Regions from separate parts of the Homo sapiens genome. Here region 2 is linked to region 1. The links are chromatin contacts, found by Hi-C or POLR2A ChIA-PET in ENCODE. All regions are on one chromosome and are shown on one strand. The core of a region is the stretch at or near the end of the contact, and the rest is flanking DNA. Distances in the headings are between cores, read along the strand shown. Region 1 has its middle 170 kb from the start of PHLDA1-AS1. Region 2 overlaps LOC105369844 (a long non-coding RNA gene).

The links. A loop is a pair of places that touch in the nucleus more often than their neighbours do. ChIA-PET counts read pairs that join two places held with the same protein, here RNA polymerase II (POLR2A). Pooled maps may share reads with other maps.
Region 2: a map of mammary epithelial cell shows a loop between it and region 1 (7-fold over the local background). The contact joins two enhancer-like sites. A Hi-C loop is called at or near these places in 3 of 168 maps with a recorded cell type or tissue (HCT116, PC-3 and mammary epithelial cell) and 2 of 50 pooled maps. POLR2A ChIA-PET finds 5 or more read pairs at or near these places in 1 of 52 experiments (HepG2).

Annotation. Positions count from the first base shown.
Region 1 is chr12:75,861,947-75,866,396 of GRCh38, forward strand. No RefSeq gene overlaps it. Among named protein-coding and RNA genes, the nearest start is that of PHLDA1-AS1, 170 kb to the right of the region's middle. RefSeq lists a silencer at 1,063-1,357. Within about 2 kb of position 1,590, at least 6 of the 41 ENCODE cell types and tissues checked have a DNase peak (open chromatin) inside an H3K27ac peak, as active enhancers do; they include HCT116, PC-3 and mammary epithelial cell, where a contact is called at or near this core.
Region 2 is chr12:75,654,996-75,659,685 of GRCh38, forward strand. LOC105369844 (a long non-coding RNA gene) reads right to left here. Exons shown (of 16, transcript XR_007063375.1): 8 at 4,049-4,180. Among named protein-coding and RNA genes, the nearest start is that of KRR1, 150 kb to the left of the region's middle. Within about 2 kb of position 1,801, at least 6 of the 41 ENCODE cell types and tissues checked have a DNase peak (open chromatin) inside an H3K27ac peak, as active enhancers do; they include HCT116, PC-3 and mammary epithelial cell, where a contact is called at or near this core.

The DNA of each region.
Region 1 (4,450 bases), core at 340-2,839:
CCTCCTCTCTAGAACATTGGTAAAGCCCTTAACCAGGACCACTTGGGAGAGAAACTCTGTCCTTATCTGAGTCCAAATCTGCATCTTATTTTATAGTTTTCATCCATGAAGGTCTTTTTTGGCTGTTTCCTGTTGTCAGTGCTAATATGCTCATTGTAAAGAACTTTGAGTTTTTATGTCTACAATTACTCAAAGTCCAATGCCTAATACACAGGTTTTCTTCCATTTAAGTCATCAACTATATTTCTAGTATTGTTCCAGTCTCTGCTCGTAATTGCTTTTGTACGAGCCTGTATAACCAAAGAAACTTCTAAAGATACAGTCCTCTTATATGACCACTTTCAAATGGAACTGTTCCGCTCAAAGCTTCAGATCTTTCCTCAGGTGAGGCAGAGAGAGAAATCACTTCTAAATTGAGCATTTAGCCTTCATTACTATATTCCCTATATCACAATGTACTGTAAATGGTTCACTTATCTTGCATTTATCCCAAGGTACTATAAATTTATGTTTAATTATTTGATTGTTTATCTCTACCATGAGTTATAATAAGTCTAGGAGGACAGGGAGCATCTGTATTGTCTATTGCTGAATCACCTATACCTAACTTGATGCCTGGCTCACATAAATGTTTCATAAATATTTGTTGAATTGAAGAATGGACGGATGGATAATTGTTCCCTGCTTTTCCACAGAATATTTCCTACAAAGTTACTATCCACCCTTGAGGCCCCAGAGAACAGACAGGGTAGCACATTCATTTGTGTGTGTCCTCAGTACTGAGACCAAGGGCTGACACAGAGTAGTTGTATAATGAATGTTTGATGAATGACTGAATAACCTAAGGCAGAGTTCACTAAGCCATATGATTCATTGCCTTGTTGTTCAATACCTTCCACAAAAGAGTTGCCTAAGCTTGTATATAATCTGAATCAAATCAGAGGATTCAGCAGAAATTCTCTGAACTTGAATAGTCTGGCTTGTGAAACAGCTGAATATCTAAACATTCCCAAGTTCCCAAATTGTATGTAGACTAAATAATTTGCAACCAGGAATTGTCCTTGTTAGGGAGATTAGTGCTGAGAATATCCCAATTTGTACACTACTAAGTCCAAGAAACAAATTACATGTCTATTTGCCAGAGCCATGGTTTCTGTATGGCATCATCTCAGATGAGTCAGGACCAAAGAGGTCATCAGTATCAGAAATGCAGTGACTGATTTCCTGCACCGTTGAAGGCTGAGAAATAGGATTTGGGAATTGAGCTTTATAGTCCAAATATTCCTTCCATCACCTTACCCCCCCATAAATGCATGCACTCAATTGAAGTCAGATTACTCAGGCTGACTATAAAAGGCAAGATTTTCCTGTTTCCATTTTCAAATATAAAATAGCCACCTATAGGAAATAAAACATGATTCACAGTTAGGTAAATACTCTATTGTTAGTGAGTCAATAAACATGAATCAGTCGTATACTTATAAAGACAACCTGAAAGAATTTGAGGCATAGGATAACAAAATAAAAATTAGAGCTAACATCTGTTGAACATTTTGCTGTTCACCAAACATTGCACTAACAATATGGAATATATGACAGTTAATTTTAGGTATCCACTAGACTGGGTTGGGAATACCCAGGTAGCGAGCAAAACATTATTCCCGGGTGTGTCTGTGACGGTGCTTCTGGAAGAGATAAGCATTTGAATCAGTAGACTTAGTAATCAGCAGACTTCCATCCAGGCTCTGCACCGACTAGATGATGATCACCCACATCCTCTGGATAAAAAGCCAGAGGGAGAGTCAATTCATTCTCTTCTGGGTTGGGGATAGCCATCTTGTCCTGCCCTCAGACGTCGGAACTCCAGGTTCTCAGGCCTTCAGCCTTGGACTGAGAGTTGCACCGTTGGCTCCCCTGTTCCCAGGCCTTTGGACTCAGACAGAATTACACTACCAGCTTCTCTGGTTCTCCAGCTTGCAGACAGCATATCAGGATTTCTCAGCCTCTATAATCACATGATCCAATTCCCTTAATAAATTCCCTCTTATATCTATATATATCCTATTGGTTCTCTTTCTCTGGAGATCTCTGACTAATACAGAATATATCTTTTAAATCTCCATACTAACCCAAGAGGTAAAGTCTATTATTATCACCATTTTATAAATAAGAAAACTGACATCCATAGAAGTCAAATAATTTTCCCCAGATGACACATTATATAAAAGAGGGGCCAGGATTTAATCCCAGAAAGATAAAAAGGTAAAAATCTAAGCCAATCATTTAACATCTGAGTCAAGAAGCAGAGAAAAATCAGTGAACACCTTTAAAAGTTCTTTTGGGGTTAAGGGAGTCTGGCATACAAGTAGGATTTCCACTTCTATGCAGTTCAGACAGGAAAGGAGATGGTCCCAAAGTGGTAGGTGTGGCTGGGAATACAACCAATTTGAATCAAAAGGAGGAAAGAAAATCAGTTCCAGATCCAGAATACTATGTGTCTCTCCCAAGGCCTATTCCCCTCCCACAAAAAAATTGTCCAATTTTTAAAATTTTCTCTTAAGGGTCACATCTATAAAACAAATCACTGGAGGCTCAGAATAGGTACTTTTTACAAATATTATTAGCTCCTGAATATAGGTATCTTACTTACTACTCTTAATACATTTTGAAACCATGAGAATCACTAAATAAAGGCAGATCTTTTACCCATGATTCACCTACTAATCCAAAGCATCCAGCTAAATAGAATTCCCATTATTTCCAATAACACTGCTCTGCTCAGAAAGCAAGAGGCCTAATCATAATCTACTCTCCGGTAGCCTCCAACAGGTGAAATGTGTTCAACAGTCCCCAGCCTTCAGGAGGGCAATTCAGTGTGCACGTAGATACAGCCAATAGCATCTGTTATCTGTTCCATCAAGCTTGCCCAAGGGGTGGTGTTCAGGAACTCAAACCACGTTTTTCCCCTGCTCTCACGTCGACAGCATAACAATCAACACAGAAGACTTCTGTGACCCCAAAACATGTGAAGATTTCTCCCCACTAGCAAACAAGGAATCCATTCTGCAGCAGACAACAGCTCGGTGTCCTCCAATTCGATTCCGGCTTTATCTGCTTGCAGACAGCGTCAGATCCCACAAGTAGAGGGCTCAATCATGAAAACTGGCCCCTGCTTCAGCCACCAGCCACAAGCCCAGGCCCTCAGAAATTTGACTGACCAGCTTTAAGTTGGGGTTTCCATGACCCACCTCTTTGGGCTCAATTAATTTCATGGGATGGCTCACAGAATTCAGGGAAACATGTTTACTGGTTTACTATAGAGGATATCACAAAAGATACAGATGAAGAGATAAAGGGAGTGAGGTATGGAGGAAGGGGCACAGAGCTCCTCAAGGTACACCAGGAACCTCCTCATGATCAGCTATCAGGAAGCTCCCCAAATCCAGTCCTCCTGAGCCTTTTATGCAGACTCCACTGGATAGGCATGATTGAAACATAGAAAACCATGTAGAAATGTGATTGGACAAAAAAGATGTGATCTAAACCCAGCGAGGCCCGTCTGTTCAGATTCTTCTTGGCCTCTCTGTGCAGGCTTCCTTCCTCTAGGGTATGAGTCAGGACCCTCTCTGGAATATAAGTTCTTATGACCCACAAGTAGATTGAGTCCTGCCTTGGGCAAGTGGAAGGAGAAGGTCAGAGAGTGATTCTGTTTCCTGCGGCCTGCACCTGAGACCTAAAGTGCCCCATCATTATAACAAAGGACTATAAAAGGGCTAATGGAAGCTATAAGCCAGGAAACCATGACATTCATATATATAAACCATATATATGTTTTCATTCATATATATAAACCATATATGTTTTCATTCATATATATAATGTTTTCATTTATATATAAACATATATGTTTTCATCCATATATAAATATATATTTGTTATATATATGTTATAAAATATCACAGGTGACACAAAGTAATGTACCTGCAATTTTTTCTTTGGTCCTTAACTGCTCTGAGGAACTAGTGTAGCCCTGATTTTCCTATGGGAATTGTGTATTGGGCACAGGTGAAACAATTACAAGTAGCAATGCTTCTAGATGTCCCTTGTAATAGCAGACCAATAAGCATTCCTCATAGAGTTGGGTCACGACTCAGACCCAGCTCTGATGTCTCAACTTCAATCTGCACAGAAGCTTCCCAGCACAATTCTAATGGGCAGACTAGGTTTCTGTAGTCCATAGACAAAGGCAGGAGGTAAAGTGGGAACCTGGATCTAGAAAGCCAAGGACAAAAAGACCAAAGCAAGTACAGAAACTGGAGTAAATAAGTTATTTCCAGGCATGGTTACTTTCATCTGTCAACTTGACTGAGTCTCAAGGTGCCTAGATATTTCATCAACGATTATTCTGGGTATTTCGGTTAGAGTATTTTTAGATGAGATTAACATTTAA
Region 2 (4,690 bases), core at 551-3,050, 210 kb before region 1:
CTTAGGAGTAAAGTGGGGTTGATTTGACAGAATTGTCTCTGCCCTTAATGAAGTTACAATACAATACAGTTAAAGAAATTAGATGTCCAAGAAATAATTTGGGACACATAGGGCATTATATGAACTAAAATTTCAGTTATCTTTCCATCAACATTGCCAAGCACCCTGAAAAGTCCCAAAACCACAAATAAGTTGGGTTATTCTTGACCTTTTGTGCCTTCCCCATAGCACCCCTTGTGAGATGTAACCCCTTTTTCTTCTACAGCTCTTATATGCTTTTATATCTCTATATTGTAACTCTTTGCACAAACTGCTTCTTCATCCTCAATATGTATCAAGTACATGTGTTCTGCATACAGTAGGGGTTTAAGAGTTTCAAATGAGTCAGTGGCCGACCAGAAGGGAAATGGTTTTTCAAAGTGGTTTTTGCTTTGAAAGAGGCATCTATAAGGCAATGAGGACAGAAAAGGAAATAGAAAAATGAAGCTGAGAAAAGAAAGATGCAAAGATGAAAAGTAGGGATGGTGAGGGGTGGCACAGAGATAAACTGCGGTGGTGTGGTATAAAAGCAGGAACCACATTGGTACCAGAGAGGTGGAGTTCACTGGCAAAAAGAGAAGATAAAAGACAAAAGGCTAGGGGTGGCCTTTGCCTTGGTCTTCAGAGATCTTCAATGATCTTCAATGATCTCTGAAGACCAAGTCAGAGGCCTCCCCTAGCAAGTGTTGGAAGCGAAAAGTGGAAGAGGAACTGACTCTTGTATTTTAAACTCGATCCCCCAGCCCTCCAGGAGATCCAGGTAGTGGGCAGGGAGTTATCAGAGTCATGTCATAGAGAAGTCTAAGAAACCCAGATAAGGAGATGAGGGATGAGTGTCACCAGGAAGCAGATCCCTGTATGAGAATCAGTATGTGGCAACAGAAATCAAACCACTTTCAACTAGACCCAAACTTAATGTAAAGACACATCTTCTAATATATCCCAACAGGGCTGAAATTAATCCTAGAGATGGAGAGTTTTGAACCTGCAGGGTAGGATAGGCAAATGATTACACTTGACTAACTAAATGGACCTTGAGGTTGACTTGCCAACACCCAGACCCACTATCTTACCTACGTTTTTGTCCATGGAGGCAAACCAAGAGGACAGGGGATGCTGACTCCAGGCTGGCTCCACACATAAAGCATGCTCTTAGGGCCTAAAAAATCAGAGTATTTTTACCATCTGGCCCAAGACAAATATTTGGGCTGCAAGGCAGGAGGGAGCATTTGCCTGAGGTTTTGGGTCAAATAGTAACAGGTTTTTCAGGCAGTGGGTGTAGACCTGGGAGTTGTTGGCAGCCATGTTGGGACAAAAGCATAGCAGCTTTGGCACAAAGCTGCATCACTCACCACTGAGTATCAGAGAAAAGGACAGAAACCAAGTCCTTGGTGATGCAATTTTGTGACTGGATCAAACCAATCCTGACACCTATACACTTCTGAATTTCCAGTTATGTGAGCCAACAAATCTTCTTTATGGCATAAGCCAGTTTAATTTGTGTTTTCTGATATGGTAACTGGATGCATTCTAACTGAGACAACCTTCAAAGTGATCAGGTAGGTGTTCATGGAGAACAGAACCTGGCAAAACATGCTGGAGAAACCAGGGAAGTCAAAGATCAGAGAAGGCTGGTGTAGCCAATGAAAACTACACAAGTATCTTGAGAAGTGTCTCTGAAGAAAAGGTAGATGTGGCAGATGAGGAAGAGAGTAGGCCTTGCCATCTGCAAGAAGGGTGTGACCCACCACACAGGAATGGGCTAGGACCAGCTGAGCATGGCCCTTCCCTTCCCTTGTCTGACAGTTATGGAAAGGAATTCTTTCATTTCCTGGTGAGCAGCAGCTCTACCCATTGCATCAGCTTGCTGTGCTCGCCTGGTGTCTGCTCCTTAATCAGACATGGGAGCCAGGGCAAGTGAATGCCAAGTTGTGAAAATAGAAGAACAGGTAAATGGAAGTTCTCTCCAATTTGCATCTGGAGTAACACAGGGGTGATAGATGTGAGAAAGCCAAATTGCTAGGTAATGTACACATCAGGCATAGCTTGCTGCAGTATGATATGGTCATGAACAACTTTCTTTGAGAAATTTGCCTCGACTATCAAATGTGGTTTTCTTTTCCTTTAATGTTCTATAATTAGTTAATAAAAATGTCTGTAATCCAAATTAATATCCATAATGTACCAATCAAAATCAGAGATGTATGATATACTCAGACTGGAGATGCTGCTCTTCCACAATTCTACAAACAGGCATTTGCCCCAGGTCCTCGGTGGCTCCACAAGCCCCTTGTGTGAACATGAAACAGCCCATAGAGCAGAAAGAAAGGCAAAAATAAGACTCAGTGGGTCGGGCACAGTGGCTCATGCCCGTAATCCCAGCACTTTGGGAGGCCAAGGCAGGTGGATCACTTGAGGTCAGGAGTTCAACACCAGCCTGGCCAAAATGGTGAAACCCCACCCCTGAAAAAAAATTAGCTGGGCATGGTAGCGCATGCCTGTAATCTCAACTATTTGGGAGGGTGGGGCAGGAGAATAGCTTGAACCTGGGAGGCAGAGGTTGCAGTGAGCCAAGATTGCATCACTGCACGCCGGCCTGGGCGACAGAGTGATACTTTGTCTCAAAGTAAGTAAGAAAGAAAGTAAATAAATAAATAAATAAATAAATAAATGAGACTCAATGAAAATCTAGAATTTAAATGGTAAATTTCTTAGAAGTGAGCCCCTCTTGATTCCCCTCTGGTTTTCAAAAGGAAATCCTCATTCATAAAATGTCTGAAAATGACTTTCATAATTGAAGCTGTGACTCTTAGTTTGGGGCCCTAGCATGCCAGCAATTCAGTCAGATTATCTGAAATAATGATTTATCATTGCAGATAGTCCAGCAATAATTTCAGATACCACAGCCTCTGCTGACACTTTTCAGATGTTTTCCTTATGATAAATTTATCTGTTTTTACTTTTTTCATTAAATGTATCTGCTCTGGTGTCTTTGTTCCTTCTTCCATTAGTCTGGAAATCCTTGTGCAAGCCTGAGCCATAAGCTATCCCTCCATCTCTTGAAGAACACAGTAATGGAGTAAGAATTCATAAGTGTATGCCTCAGAATCCTCAGATATCTGGGACCTGGGAGTCTCAAAATCGAGGCTATGCAGAGCTGGATAAAATAAAACTAGAATCAGGGTCCCCTGAGTCGTGGAAACTACTCCAGTATCCAAATGTATCTGAGCCTCTTTGCACATCCAGGGAAGACTAAAAGTATTTTCCAGCCTATGAAATCAATTTCTTACAAAGATAAAAGGAAATTATTGTTGGTCTTTTTACTTTATGACCTACCTCTTTGTAATAAGAATTGAGGCAAATTTGTCATCAAATGCTCTTTGCAGAGAGGTAGGATGTCATAATGGAGGGAGCCCAGGCCCTGAGGTTAGACATAAATGGAGATGAATACAAGTTCCCTCACTGATCAGCTCTATGCCTTCTGGCAAGTTACTTAATCTCTCTGACCCTTGCTCTCCTTTGCTATAAAAAGGGGTTATTGATACCTGCATTTTGGGCATGTTATATGGATTAGGAATAATCTATTAAAAATGCATAGCATAGTGGCTGGTACAAAGTAGACATTCAACAAATTACAGTTATTATCATCATTTTCAAAGTAAATTAGTTTAAACATTTAGGAATCGGTTTATGCTTCCAGATGACTACATAAACCTGAGAGATTTTTTTTTTTTTTTTGCCCCATATAAATTTTCTGTAATTGTATACACTGGCTGTGAATCCAGTTATGAATCGAGAATAATATATTTAAAGTAATCTTATTCCAGATTAAAAATAAATTCTAATGGTTTGCCTCAAAAAGAGAAACAATCAAGCTTCCCATTAAGACAAATTCAGTAACCACAAAAGCATGCAGAGCTAGACAAAAGAAGATAGTACTATTCTTTCCACGAGTGTGTGACTCATTTTCAACTCAAAGATGGTGCACAGGAAACAAACGCTCATTTACCCACTAGGCTGCTCGGAGCCTGCAGGGATACAGACAACACCCCACTCATATTTTGCACATTCAGGCAAAATGTTATGTCCTTCCTCACTGGATTCAGTCCCATTTTTGCAGGTGTAACTTTTATAAGCAAGACTGAAAAGAAAAAAGAAAAAAACATGTCATTTGGGAGTGCATTCAAAGCCCATTAAGATGACACATTCACTCGTATTTCTCTTTAACCTTCAGGCCACAGGACAGCCTCCCAACCCAGCTAAAGAATCAAGGGCGGAAGGCCAAAATCATCTGAAAACAAATATGATACTTCAAAAATGTCTGAAAAGGACAGGTGTGCTTTTCAAGAAGGCTTTCCCTCAGTGGCTTTACCTTTTGTGTGCGGCCCGGATGTAGCTGATAAACCAAGGCTTTCTGACTTTGCAGCTTGATAGATATAATTTTCATAGTATATGGAAAGATAATGCACCCAATGTATTGGACAGTTGTCCCTGTGTTATCAAGCAGTGTGTTCTCTTATTTCACTAACAAATGTCCAGACAAACACACATTGTGGCAAATGCAAGGAAATCACTAGCCTGTGTTTGAAACTTAAGCCTCCCCGTTCTTTAGAGTATAGCAGTATTCAGGCAATAGGGATGCATGGTACGA